Linked DNA regions of Mus musculus: region 2 is linked to region 1. Evidence: chromatin contacts called from ENCODE Hi-C or POLR2A ChIA-PET data. All regions are on one chromosome and are shown on one strand. Each heading gives the region's core, a stretch centred on a gene start or an enhancer-like site at or near the end of the contact. The rest is flanking DNA. Distances are from core to core; before and after follow the strand shown. Region 1 holds the start of Rabep2 (rabaptin, RAB GTPase binding effector protein 2). Region 2 overlaps Gm46001 (a long non-coding RNA gene).

The links. A loop is a pair of places that touch in the nucleus more often than their neighbours do. ChIA-PET counts read pairs that join two places held with the same protein, here RNA polymerase II (POLR2A).
Region 2: POLR2A ChIA-PET joins it to region 1 with 13 read pairs in embryonic stem cell. The contact joins the enhancer-like site here to the promoter of Rabep2 in region 1. A Hi-C loop is called at or near these places in 8 of 37 maps with a recorded cell type or tissue (adrenal gland, gastrocnemius, heart and 2 more). POLR2A ChIA-PET finds 5 or more read pairs at or near these places in 3 of 5 experiments (Patski and embryonic stem cell).

Annotation. Positions count from the first base shown.
Region 1 is chr7:126,424,467-126,431,859 of GRCm38, reverse strand. It overlaps Rabep2 (rabaptin, RAB GTPase binding effector protein 2), which reads right to left and starts at 3,093. Exons shown (of 13, transcript NM_030566.2): 1 at 2,704-3,093; 2 at 2,075-2,284. The coding sequence starts at 2,728.
Region 2 is chr7:126,479,245-126,486,194 of GRCm38, reverse strand. Gm46001 (a long non-coding RNA gene) reads left to right here. Exons shown (of 3, transcript XR_001778288.1): 2 at 1-35; 3 at 1,673-1,855. Among named protein-coding and RNA genes, the nearest start is that of Gm46001, 3.8 kb to the left of the region's middle. Within about 2 kb of position 3,579, at least 1 of the 3 ENCODE cell types and tissues checked has a DNase peak (open chromatin) inside an H3K27ac peak, as active enhancers do; it is heart, where a contact is called at or near this core.

The sequences.
Region 1 (7,393 bases), core at 1,844-4,343:
CTAACATTAGATATAGAAGTTGCCAGACTTCCTGGGTTCAAATCTGCTGCTATGTGTCTATATCACTCTGTGAAAGTTAGCCTGTCTGTGTTTCTGTGCTTTTTCTGTAAACAGTCAGCTAATGACTCCTTTCTCAAAGACCTTGTTATAAAGATTATATACAGCCAAGGATGGTAGCTCCTACTCCAAACCCTAGTACCTGGGAGGCTGAAGCAGGTGGTTTACCTTTGAGTTCAAGGCCATACTGGACAATAAAATGAATTCTAGCTAGCTTTAGTTACAGTGGTAAGATCCTGCCAGTAGTGCTAGTGAGATGGCTCAGAGGTTAAAAGCATTGACTGCTCTTTCGGAGGTCATGAGTTCAAATCCCAGCAACCGCATAGTGGCTCACAACCATCGGTAATGAGAAACAAATAAAAAACCTACAGAGCAGGGGGCCAGAGCAAGAGGGAAGGGGGGGGGGAGATCCTGCCAGTAAAAACAAACAAACAAAAAATAAAACAGGGTTGGGGATGTAGTTCAGTTGGTAGAGTGTTTCCCAAGCATACACAGAGCCCTGGGTTAGATTCCCAGTATTGGATAAAACCCAGCGTGGTAGTACATGCCTTAATCCTGGGAGGTGGACATTCAGGAGTTTAAGGCCATCAAGATGGTTCAGTGGTTAACGGTGCTTGTCATGAAAGCCTGATGACTGAGTTCAATCTCTGTAACCCACAGAAAGGTGGGAAGAGAGAAATGAATCTGCAAAGTTGTCCTCCTGCCCAACATGTGTACCATGTCATGGTATGACACTCCTACATCTCAACACACACACACACACACACACACACACACACACACACACACATACACACACACACACACACACAGAGAGAGAGAGAGAGAGAGAGAGAGAGAGAGAGAGACCCTGAACTCAAGAAGGAGAAGAAGTTGTTGTTTGCATACAGAGTATGAGGCTGCCTAAGCCTTGCCTCAAAAGAAAAGAAAAGAAAAGGAAAAAAGCTTACTTTATAGAGTATTTAGCTCTGTCTCTGGCATATGGTAAGTGTTCAATAGAGAGCAGTCACTGTTACAACTTAGGCTATTCCTTTTTCTCTTGTGTGTGCACACTCACATAAGCCAGAGTCAGTATCAGGTGTCTTCCTTACTTGCTCCAACTTATTTTTTCCAATAAGGTATCTTTTTTTTTTTTTTTTTTTTTTTTTTTTTTTTTTTGAGACAGGGTTTCTCTGTATAGCCCTGGCTGTCCTGGACCCAATAAGGTATCTTATTGACTTTGGAGCGCTCTGTCTTGGCTGGCCAGCAAGCTATTGGGGATATGCCAATCTCCAACCTTCAGAGCTGGGATTACAGATAAAACTCCCAGGCCTGGTAGGATGGGAAGGGAATTTCAGGCCCTTTACTATGGAATCCAAGGTCAAGGGCAGACCATAGAGGGAGATCTGAGGGGCTGGAGCAGCAGTCCAATAGAGCATGCCATAGTAATACTACTGCCAGGAAACAGAGTAGGGGCAGGTCTGACATCCTTGAGGACACTCTAACCTCTGCCCAGAGGAGAACAGGAAAAGGCAGAGGACCTGGGACCAAGAAAGCTGGTGTCTCCCAATCCACAGAGGCCATGAGACAGAGGGGGAGAAGGAAGGAGATGCATGTATTTGTGTAGGGTGCTGTAGGGATACCTGGGAAGGAAGGGAAATCATAGGACTAAGCTCAGAGACAACAGGCTGAGTTTCGAGCCTCGAGGCCCAGAGGAAAATGAGGGTGGTTCAGAGAAATGCGAAGTTTCTGGCTCGTATTCTGGGCTGATCTTATGTCAGCAAGAACAAGAAATGATACCCATGGGTATCATGGGTAAAGATGATTGCTACACTTAGCTGTGACTGACAAGAGTTGCTGACAACACTTGTGGTGTTTCTCTGCAAAATAGAAAGGGGCACTCAGGTTCTGGGACACAGTCTTTTCTCTGTTGAGCTACCTGAAGCTCATCTGAAGCCCTCCTCGCCCTGCATTCCCTGCTAGAGGGGCGCAGGCAGACAGGCTGTCGGGTGGGTTGTGTTGGGAGCGGGTGCCTCACCTTTCAGGATGGCCTGCAGGGAGGCCACCTCCTCTTGGCACTGTCTCTGCACTGCAGCCACTGCCTCCGCCTTGGTGCTCTCGCTCACCTCAGCTACAGCCTTCATGGTTTCCATTTCTGCCAGGGCACCGGCCAGTTCGGCACGAAGCCGACTGAGCTCACTTGACTCGGATGCATCCTTTTGCTTCTCTTGGGGCTGGGGATCCAGCGCTGTGGGGAGCGGGGAGTGGGGGGGACAGTGACCAAGATTTATTCCCACGGCTTGCCGATCTCCTAACACCTCAGGCCACCCAGCAGTCCAGTAACCCAGTCCTACTCTCCATCTACAAGGACCTCATCCCATTCCCCTGGTCCTGCCCCTCCCGGAGTCCCAACTAACTTGGCTCGACCGTCCAATCCCTTCCAGTGGCCCCGCCTCGCCCCCTTACCTGCCCCACCCACAGACACACCCACCGTGTAGGCCACGCCCACCCCGGTGGGCGCTGTGCCCCGCCCCCTTCCCGAGCCTCCGCGCTGGCCGGCTGCCGCCAGCAGTCGCATTCGGCTCCGCCCCCAGCCCCCTGCTCCCCACGTGCGCAGCGGCGCAACTCCCGCACCGATTCCTGGCCGCCGGTGCCCCCGATTCTCACCTAGGGTTGCTGGCGCAGCTGCCATCGTCTCAGCCCAAACGGCGGATTCCCGCACTCACTGGTGATGGCACTCCCGCTTCCGGGTCCGCTCGGCTGTTTCCGGATCCGCTCGGCTGTTTCCGGATCGGCTCTGCAGGGGCCGCGGGGGGTGGGAGGGCGGGATGGTCAAGAGACGCCGACTGCACTCGAGTGGACGCGCGGCCTGGATCCCGCCTTTCTTGCAGCCTCGTGGGACCGCCCCCGCGCTCCCGCGCTCCCTGGAAGCTCCGAGGGCTTCGGGTCTGCGGTAGTCTTCTCTGGTGCTGAGGATCTGCTGAGGCTCCACTCGAGGCCACCTCCTGGAACGCCTGGTCTTAGTCCTAGAGGACGCTGCGCGCGGCCTCCTCCTTCCCTCCGCCCGGCCGCCCTTCCGCCGTAACCCGACTCGCGTTACTGCGAAGTGTGCCCGGCCCGCCCAGCATCTCCGCCCCGCGGGCCAGGGCTGGGTTGGCGTTCTGAAGCTTGGCGCAGTCAGTGGCAGAGGTGCGAAATCTACGTGTCTCCAATCCCATTTTCATATGGCTTCCTGCAAATCTCTTTCTCCACTCCCAGGGCTGTAAATCTTTCAGCCTGGGTCTGGGTCAATCTCTCATTATGTATGACCTCTCGCTTTGGAGAGTCACAGCAATTCAAACAAGTACAGAGCCTGGGTCCCCCTGCCTCCAAACCGGTTTTCTATAAAAGACTTTGAACCTGGAAGTCCTTGATTCTTTGTGGTCTCCTTGGAATGCACACCAGTGTACTTATACCAGGATGCCTTCCTCATTTCTCCAGCACTAACACCCAATCGTAGTACCCATCACGCCTGAACTAGCAAGATAACCCTTATCTCCTCCTCCTATGTGCCTACTGGTGGGCTTTTAGTGTTAGAGGGAGCCCACTACAGATTATCCCCAGACAGCCTGTGGTGGTTTGAAAATGCTTGGCCCAGGGAGTGGCACTATTTGGAGGTGTGGTTTTGTTGGAGTGGGTATGGCCTTCTTGGAGAAAGTATGTCACTGTGGGTGTGGGTTTTAAGACTCCCTCCCGACCCCCACCCCCGGCTGCCTGGGAGCCAGTCTTCTGTCTTCAGAACAAAATGTTGAACTCTCAGCTCCTTCTGCATAATGTCTGCTTGGATGCTGATATGATCCTGCCTTGAAAAATCTCATGAAAGAGATTTATTGGAGGGTCCTGGGTGTGAAGAACAAATCCAGGGGTGGCTGCCCTCTGTTCCCAGGAGCAGACAGCACGGAATTAAATAGAGGGCAGAGCTTAGATAGGATTTCTTAGGGGTGGAGCTTTTCAGGGCAGAGAGTTCCAGATTAAGGATTGGTGGGATTTCAAGTCCTGACTTTGGGGAGCTCAGGGATTGGTGGGGTTTTGCGGGAAGCCCAGAGATTGGTGGGTTTCCCTGCTTAAGGATTGTTGACTCCCCCCCCCCCCCCCCCCGCCTTCCTTTTTTCCTGCATCTAGGCTATGGGTTAAGGTAGGAAGTCCTTCCTGGCCACAGCCGGCTTTTACTGAGGCACCACCTCTGTAGGGCCGCTGGCGAGGCTGGAGAGCTCCTGCTGTAGTAATTCACCAAGAGTGTAGGCCGAGGCAGGAAAGGCGTTACCACCGTGGACAGCTCCTGCTGAGGTGGGGGCGGGGGTAAGGAAATGCATCCGAGTGGACAGCTCCTGTGATGGCTGCAGGCTGAGAAGGCCTCCTCCCTGCCACCATTTTGACAGGAGCTGGCATTTTTGATAGCTTCTGCGAGGGCATTTTATTGTGGCTGGGGTTGACTGCCGCTTTGACATCTTTTGCGGGATGCCATTGAGGGACTACATTGTGGGTAAAAGTATTTGCTGTGGGAGCCCGATGACATCGTTTACAGCTTCAGCACCCACAGCAAAGCAGATTTCCTCTTGGTTACAGGCTAGCCTTGTAGAGGAATTTTAATCCAGCAACCTGGCTGCTCTGGCAAGGAATCACATCCAAAGATCTAGGTGTAAGTTTTATTCTATTTTTTTTTCTGTATATTCAGCGACTTTTAGTGGTTTCTTCATACACTCTTCTCCTGGCTCCTTACAATATCTTCTCAGCCGGGCATGGTGGCGCATGCCTTTAATCCCAGCACTCGGGAGGCAGAGGCAGGCGGATTTCTGAGTTCGAGGCCAGCCTGGTCTACAGAGTGAGTTCCAGGACAGCCAGAGCTATACAGAGAAACCCTGTCTCGGAAAAAAAACAAAACAAAAAACAAAAACAACAACAATATCTTCTCTGTTCAGCTCTGCTTCTCCTGTCTCAGCTGTCACCAGCTATCTTCTCACTTAGCTCTCTGACCCTATTTGTCTGCCTACTGGAAGCTTCTCTCTACTATCTCTGAATCCTATTCCTGAACCCTACTCCAAGCTCTCAGCCCTGCTGGATTTCTATGACCTCTCTTGTTCCCAGAATTCTAAGAGGCAACTGACACTGAAGGGCAGAGAGTCCTTTAAAGGGTCAGGCACATAAATCATGCTACACCTAGGTCTGTGTGATCTGACTGGAATGACACACCTTTAATCCCTCAGGCTGGAATACAGATATACCCTTAGTATACACCTTTAATCCCTAACAATGCAGAGAAAGTTTGAAGAAGGGAGCAGCCATGTTTGGAAGTGACATCTAATTGAGAGGTAAGTGGTGAATCAGAGAAAGATTTGACAGAATGAGTCAGAGATATGATATGCCTAACTCTCACCAGAACAGCCCAGGGAAGAGAGCAGAGTTGAATTGGTTCTATGCGTGCAGTAGAGTTCAGGCAATGCAGTTGAATTCAGTTGAGTTGAATTTAGTGCAGTTGGTGCAGTTCAGTTGAATGTAGTTGAGTTTGTGCAGTTCCATTCAGTTTGTGTGGTCAGTGAAGTTCAGTTTGTGGAATTCAGAGACAGTTTTTCCAAGCAATTATGTCAGAAGCCAAGAGAAGCCAGACTGAATCAGTCAGACTGTTCAAAGGCTCCAAGCCCAGGCCCAGGGATACTTAGAACAGAGAAAGAAACACTCTGGCTCAGCCCAAGGAGTATATATAGGCACAGCTTGGATATGACTCTCATCTCATCCCTTCATCTGAGGAGATGAAAGTTACTTTTACAAGCCTGATCTACATTACAAGTATTCCAGGCCAGTCAGAGCTAAGTAAGTCACTGTCTCAAAAAAATAAAACCATTAGTTTCCTTTTAAAGGAAATATGTCAGCAGTTGCAGTGGTGTAGGAATGTAAGATCCCACTGGGAAGGCTGAAGCAGAAGAAGTGGAAATTCTGGTCTAGCCTTAGTTACATAGCAAGACCCTGCCTCAAAAACAACCCCCCTCCCAAACCCAGATGCTTAGTAGCTCAGGTCTGTAAGTCTAGGACTTGGAAGATGGTGGCAGGAGAATCAAGATTCTAAGGGCATCATGAACTGCATAGGGAGTTTGAGGCCAGCCTGAGTAACATAAGACTCTTGAAAGATAGAAAGAAAGAAAGAAAGAAAGAAAGAAAGAAAGAAAGAAAGAAAGAAAGAAAGAAAGAACAAAAAGTTTAACAACAAAAAAACACCAAACAACAACAACAACAACAAAAAAAACCAGTCTTTTGCCTTATTTCAACAATCTAAGGACTTGGTAGATGGAGGCAGGAGGATTGCTGTGTTTGAAGCTATCTTGGGCTATATAGTGAGTTCTAAAACAGTCTGAGCTATAGGGTAAAACCCTATCCCAAAGTGTTAAAAAAACAAAACAAAAAACCCTAAGACCATACCACCACCAAAACCAAACAGAACCTACAACTATGTCGTGCAGAATTAAGTCTAGCACTTGGGAGGTAGAGAGGAGGATGAGCCAGAAGTTCAAAGTCACCCTCAACAAAATAGCAAGTTTGAGGCTAATATAAACTGCATGGAACTGTATTTTAAAAACAATACAAGAGGGAAGCAGTTAGGCTGTGTTCATTTCTTCCTCTTCACCTCCAACTCCATTCTCCCAGTCTCAGCCCTTGCTCCGTAGCAGAGTACCTGCTGTGGCCTTTCCTAACTCTGTCTCCCATTGCCAGAAGAATCAGCAAATCCTGGTGGAACACCCCACTTTCCTCCCTCTTATGTACCCACTAAAACCCCCCACCTCTTAGCCCATCTCCAGTGGCAAGTGTTAGGTCCTAATACATAGAAATACATTTTACTTGAATCCCCCAGTGGCCACACTTAGCCGGATCCCAGAAAAATTTCCTACCAGCAACAACACAGATACACAACCTTCTAAGAACCAGAAGGAACAACAGAAACCAAGGAATAAAATAGCCCCCCCAACAAAGACAAGGCCAGATACCAGTGTCTAGAATCACAGTTTTCTCAAGCCTAAATGCCTAGACATGATCATAAAACACAGTAACGGTCAGGGCAATCTGTCTCCACTAGAGCCCAGCAGGTCTAGCACAGTGGGCTCAGAAAAATGGCGACACAACTGAAGCACAAGAGAAAGACCTTACAGTAGCCTTTATAAGTATGCTGGCGATTCTCAGAAGAAACGGGTAAATCCCTTAAAGAAACCTATGAAAACACAACCAACTGTGGAAGGAAACAAACAAAACAGTTCAAAACCTGAAAGTGGAAGTGCGATCAATAAAGAAAACTCAAACTCAGGGAAATCAGGAAATGAAAATGTAGGGGCTT
Region 2 (6,950 bases), core at 2,330-4,829, 54 kb before region 1:
CCTAAGGCCTGAGCACAGATTGAAACTCTGAAAAGGTAAAGATAAAGGACAATAGAGTGTTACTGGAATCTTGTGCTAGACTCCCCTCAGTCTTTGTGATTTTTTTTTTTTTTTTTTTATCTAACGAATCCAGGCTGGGCAGTGGTGGCACAGGCCTTTTTAATCCTAGCACTTGGGAGGCAGAGGCAGGAGGATTTCTGAGTTCGAGGCCACCCTGGTCTACAAAGTGAGTTCCAGGACAGCCAGGGCTACACAGAGAAACCCTGCCTCGAAAAAAACCAAAAACCAAAACCAAAAAAAAAAAGGGGGGGGAGAGAAGAAATGAGGCAGTTTTACAGGGAGCAGGTTGTAGAAAGAGACCAAGCTAGACACAGTGAAGACAGAAGGAGCCAGAGAGTGAGAAGGAGCCAGAAGTCCAGAACAGATTGCCAGAGTGTTAGTTTGAGGCCAAGCAGAACAATTCAGGAGAAACTGAGAAAAGCCAGAGTGAATCAGTCAGCTTGATGAGGAGTCTGAGCCAGAACTGTTAAGTTGAACTAGCCAGCCAGACTTCAGAGAGAGCTATGAAGAGGTGAGTTTATTCATCAGTAAGTAAGCCTCAGAGGTTGAAGGCACTAGGCCTAGATAAGACTGTACAGAGGCTAGACACTTCCAGGACTAGGTTTAAACCCAGCGTGGGGGCAGCATGGAATCCCAGCACTCGGGGTCAAGGTTCAAGGTCATCCTCCACCTCTTGGGTTTTTTTTTTAATTTATCTATTTTTATTTATATGAGTCCACTGTAGCTGTCTTCAGACACACACCAGAAGAGTGCATTGGATTCCATTACAGATGGTTATGAGCCACCATGTGGTTGCTGGAATTGAACTCAGGACCTCTGGAAGAGCAGTCAGTGCTCTTAACCTCTGAGCCATCTCTCCAGCCCATCCTCCATATCTTGTAAAGCAAAGACCAGTTTAGAATATGAGACCCTGCCTCAAAAAAATTCCAAGGAAACTGGGTAGTCATGGCGCACGCCTTTAATCCCAGCACTTGGGAGGCAGAGGCAGGCGGATTTCTGAGTTCGAGGCCAGCCTGGTCTACAGAGTGAGTTCCAGGACAGCCAGGGCTACACAGAGAAACCCTCTTTTGAAAAACAAAACAAAACAAAAACCCAAACAACTAAAAAAGATGCAAGGAAGGAACACACAAAACAGAGTCTGGTTTGTCAGTGTCTCAGATTGCCTGAGTCTTATATCTGCAGCTTTAATACTAAATAGAACTCTAGACCTGGGTTTGCATTGATTTTGCTATAGACTTAGAGCAATTTGGTGCTGGGCCAATTGTGGAGAGCTTTTGGGGCTGCTTCTAGAAACTTGGCAGGAATCTGATTGGGGGCTAGAACAAAGAAGTGGGCTTCAGGCAAGACTTTGACTTTGGACTAGGACAGGGAAGTAGGCTCAGATATCTTGGTCATCCTGAGAAGCCCCTTGAAACACTGATCACAGTATTTAGTTTATTGCCTTGCTTGTTCCTTAACCTAGAACTGACCTTATTATCTGCATGGAATTAAAATGATATAAAAGCAGACTGGGAAAAATATAAACCTGCTTCAGCCTCAGAACTGACTGGAGTCATGTTACAGTGTTGTCTAATTGTCTGTTTTCTTTTTAATCCTCCCTCCTTCGCTGGAGACCCTGTTGACTGAGTTGGTTTAGTCAGCCGATGGCTGAAGTCCCAGCACTTGGCATAGCACTGACGGGCAGGAGCACACTCGACAGACAGGAACAAGAAGGTGGAAAGTGGCTGGGCAGTAGTGGTGCACGCCTTTAATCCCAGCACTTGGGAGGCAGAGGCAGGCGGATTTCTGAGTTCGCAGCCAGCCTGGTCTACAGAGTGAGTTCCAGGTCAGCCAGGGCTACACAGAGACAGCCTGCCTTGGGGGGTGAGGGGGTAAGAAGGTGGAAAGTTCAATGCCACCCTCTGTTATATAGGGAATTTGAGACTGATGTAGGATGCAGGAAATCCTGCCTCAAGAAAGCCAATGAAAAGGTGAGGGCCTGGTGAGATATCTCAGTGAGTAAAGATGATTCCACCAAGCCTGATGACCTGGGTTCAATTCCTGAGGCCCATGTGGTTGGATGGAGAGAACCAAATTCCACAGTTGATTTTCACATGAGCATCATTGTATGCGCGCACGCACACGCGTGCACACACACACACACACACACACATGTAAGTAAATAAATGAATAAACTAAAACTTTTTTTTAAAGCAATTGATATCTCTCTCTCCCTTTTTTTTTTAGATTTATTTATTTATTTATTACATGTAAGTACACTGTAGCTGTCTTCAGACACCCCAGAAGAGGGAGTCAGATCTCATTACAGATGGTTGTGAGCCACCATGTGGTTGCTGGGATTTGAACTTAGGACCTTTGGAAGAGCAGTCGGGTGCTCTTTACCCACTAAGCCATCTCACCAGCCCCTAAACTAAAACTTTTTAAAAGGTTTTTGTGAGCCAGGCTGGTGAAAGCTTTTAGTCCCAGAACTTGGGAAGCAGAGGCAAGCAAATCTCTGAGTTCAAGGCTGGCCTGGACTACAGAACAAGTTCTGGGACAACCAGGGCTATACAGAGAAACCCTGTTTTGAAAAAATAACAGAAAGTTTTGTGTGTGTGTGTAGAACCATTAACATTTTTGGAAGATGATCTTGAAATGGAATGGCCTTCCATCCCCCACCCCAAACAATTTATTATTTAGCTCTGTGGTAGACACCTGGGTTAATCTCGTTTGCAGTGTGGAAAGGTATTTTTCCTTTTCTCTCGGTGTTTTGTAAGCATCTCCTTTACCTTCTCACTGGCTTAATACAGAACTGAAAGGTCTAAGGCAAAGCAGGAGAGTATAGGCTAGACTTCTGGGCAGAGCTAGGAACTCCTAGAAAGAACTCTGGGCGGGAGATTTGCTAGTCAGTTTCATTACCCAGATGTGGAGGAAGAAGCAGGTACTGGTATTGAGGAGAGGTAGTGAGCCACGTGGTAGAACATAGATTAGTGTAAACGGGTTAATTTAAGATTTAATTTCATTTACGATCTAGTTGGGAACAAGCTCGCTAAATCCAAGCTTTTATAATTAATAAATGGTCTCTGTGTCATTACTTGGGTGGCTGGCAGCTAGAGACAGTCTGGTGATAATTGGTGCATTGAAGATGGAGCTAGAAATCAGAGCTGAGAGCCTGCAAAAGTCGTGGATGGAAGGCTGGGAACAAGTACTTCCTGAAGCAACACGGCTTCCCAGTGACAGTCTCTGAGGTAGGCGCAAGGTGGGATTGGGAAATCCAGAAAGGCTACCGGCTGAGGGTGGTTCCCCTAAAAACCCCTGCTGAGCAGCAAAGCCGGCTGCCAGATAGAGAACAGTGCACTTCCCCTGGCGCGGAGGGGCGGATTGAGCCATGGTCCAGCTAGAATAACTTCCCAGAGACTGCAGCCCAATTCAGGTCTGCCGCATCCTGGTGCAGCTGCTGGCTCCACCTTTCTGGAGCTGGGGCGGGGCGGGGCGGGGCGGGGCGGGGCGGGGCGAGCGCCCTTAGGAAAAGCCTGCAGCCACGAAGCATATAGTCCGTTGGAGAGGCATGTCCAGGGCTGGCACTAGGCGGAACCGGTAGGGTAACCCGCTAGACCAAGCCGAGGGGCGGAGCCGGCAATCAGTGCAGGGAGCTAGCTGAGCCGCAGAAGGGCACCAGGGCCAGCAAGCTGATCTCCAAGTCCAGACTAAAAGGCTGAAGTCCCAAACTTCTGAAAGGGTAATGAATTAAATTTGAAAACAGTAAAAGGGAAAAGAAACTGAACAGAGACGGTCATAGAAAGAAATACTGAGTTTGAATATTAAAAAATAAAGTCTCCGAAGGAAGAAGAAAGAGAAATAAATAAAAAATGTTCGGTAAATCTGCATAAAGTCTCCAAAGGGAGGAGAGAGAAAGGGAAATAAAGAAAAATGTTCTGTAAATGTGAATAGTCTCCAAAGAAAGGAGAGCAAAGGGGATATAAATAAAGATAGTTTGTAAGTGTGCTTAAAAGCTAAAGTCTCTGAAGGAAGGAGAGAGTTAGTGATTAAGAAGAAATTATTTTCTGTTTAAAATGGAGGTCACAATGGTAATGGCATTTCGATCCCATATAATTTTGTTTCGATTATCAGCACAGAAATAATTGTCAGTAGTGTTCACAATTTTATATATCCTCTTTAAGAAAGATCAGAATAAAACAGACCTAGATAAAGAGAGGGGTGAAAAATTGAATGCTAGATTAGAGTCGATAAAACAGAGAGATCTAATGATCCTTTGAACAAAACTTCCGAGGAATCCAACCTGAAGTCTATACCGCCACCTTGTGACAAAGAGGTAGAATAGCAGCCCATAGAAATGCTAGATAAACTTAGGCTGAGTTAAGAATACAGATTATATTTGATAATGACACCTTAGAGAAATATCACTAGATTACATGTTTCATTTTGTAGAGTTTGGAAAATTAATATATATATATAAATACATCATACAATGGACAACAGAAAAGGACCAGACACTGATGACAAGTAGCCCAGGCGATCCAGCCTCCTCACAGGCTGCCTCAGAAGCTGTTCCCTCAAAACTCTGCATCCAGAACAATTTCACATGCCTAGCTATGATGGTCCAGCCTCACAGACTGTTCCATCCAGGACTTCAGTTAATGCCTGCACTTTCTATCACACAGAGTCTAGACAGCAAATGATACAGTTAGCTTTAACAATGCCCAAATTTTCTTAGCCACCCCCACTTCCAGTAATGCTATTGCTTTCTGACAGCAGGAATCAATCTTTAGGAGAACAATACCCTCATTCATGAGATGGGTGGATGGTGGATGTTTGTTGTCATTTAAGGTGGGTTGGTCACAAGTTGTCATAATGGTTGCTGGGATTTGAACTCAGGACCTTTGGAAGAACAGTCAGTGCTCTTAACCACTGAGCGATCTCTCCAGCCCACCAAGCCCACATTTTTTCTTTGAACTCACAGAGATCTGTCTGCCTCTGCTTCCCAGGTGGAGGATCACACCCAGCCCTAAGGACATTTTCGTACAGCTAGAGTACTGTGAGCATTTCCAGCCCTCGCTCTTCCCAGTCAGGTCTGTCTCACTTCAAGCCGTCTGCTCTCCTTGTGTATCTTTGTATAACTTAGGACCCAGGGGACCGACACCAGCTTTTTGTCCTCCTGAGACTTAGTTCACTTAGTGCTTCTTTCCAGTTATCAGCATTTTCCTGAAAACAATACAACTTTGCTCTTTATGGCTTAAAAACTTCATTGCTCACAGAGGGTTAGGGTTAGACTGTTGTGACCTGCCATGTGGGTGCTGGGAGTCACCAAGCCCTTTGGAAGAGCATCCCATGCCATCTCTCCAGCCCTCATCACATACACGTTTTCTGTCTTAGTGTGAGTTTTCCCAGTCTGTATGCTCGTGGATCACATGAGTGCGTAGCAGCCTTGGGGATCAGAAGAGAATGCCAGACCTCCGGGTACTCTAGTTATAGAGCCCCAGTGTGGGGACTGGGGATTAAACCTAGGTGCACTGGGGGGGTCAGCTGTCCCAACCATAGTACATTTCCTTTATCCATTCCTTTGTTGGTAGACACCAGGGTTGTTGATGCCATAACTGAACTTTCACGCATAGTCCTCCAGTGAACATGAGTATGCAAGTATATGCAGGTACCCTAAGAGTCAAGTGGAGACTCTAGTTTTGTTCTCATGGAACTAAAGTCACACATAGTTTTTGTTTTTTGTTTTTTTTCCCCCTGAAACAGGGTTTCTCTGTATAGCACTGGCTGTCCTGGAACTTACTTTGTAGACCAGGTTGGCCTCGAACTCAGAAATCTGCCTGTCTCTGCCTCCCAAGCGCTGGGATTAAAGGCGTGTGCCACCACACCCGGCCACACATAGTTATGAACTACCCAATGTAGCTATTATTTATTTGGGAAAGGGTCTTGATGTTAGCCTGGGATGAACTTTTCATACGGACACGGCTGACCTCAAACTCACAGAAATCTACCTTCCTCTGCCTCCTAAGTGCTGGAATTAAAGCTGTGTGCATTATACCTGCCTGGGTTATTTATTTTTATGTGTATGGGTTTTGCCTGTCTGTCTGTCTGTCTGTCTGTCCTATGTGTGTACTTCATGCTCCAAGAGGACAGAAAAGGATGTCAGATTCTCTGGAACTATATTTACAGACAGTTGGAGCTGCTACATGGGGGCTGGGAATTGAACCGGCTCTTCTGGAAGAACACCCAGTACTCTCAACCACTGAGCCACCTCTCCTGCCCTCATTTTATTTATTTTAGAGAAAGGGTCTCACTATACAGTCTGAGCTGGCGTAAAAGTCACTATGTAGCCCAGGCTGGCCTCAAATTTACCTTGATCTTTCTGTATGAGCCTCCCAAGTGCTGGGATTACACGTATGAGTCATCGTACCTGGCTCAAATATTATAACTCATGCTATTGGAGACCTATGCCATAAAACAGGGACCCAGGAACCGACACCTAAATACCTAAAGTCGAGCTGACAAGATGGCTTAGCCAGTAAAGGTACCAATCGCCGGACCAACGACCAAACCTGACAAGTTAATCCTCAAGGCCCACGTGGCAGGAGGAGAGAACTGACCCCTCAAAGTTGTTCCCTGATGTCTATGGAACCTTGTGCTCAGACACACTCAGCAACTGGAACTTTAAAAAATTAAATTTCATTTGCTTGCCTGTTTTTTGTTTGGTTGGTTTTTTAAATTTTGTTTAGGTCAGACACAGTGTTGAATATCTCTAATCTCAGCACTCAGAAGCCAGAGACAGCCAGATCTTTGTGAGTTCCAGTCTACACAGTGAGTTCTAGGTCAGATAGGACTACACAGTGAGACCTTGTCTCAAAAACACTTATAGTGTACCAGCACACGTGGCTAATTTT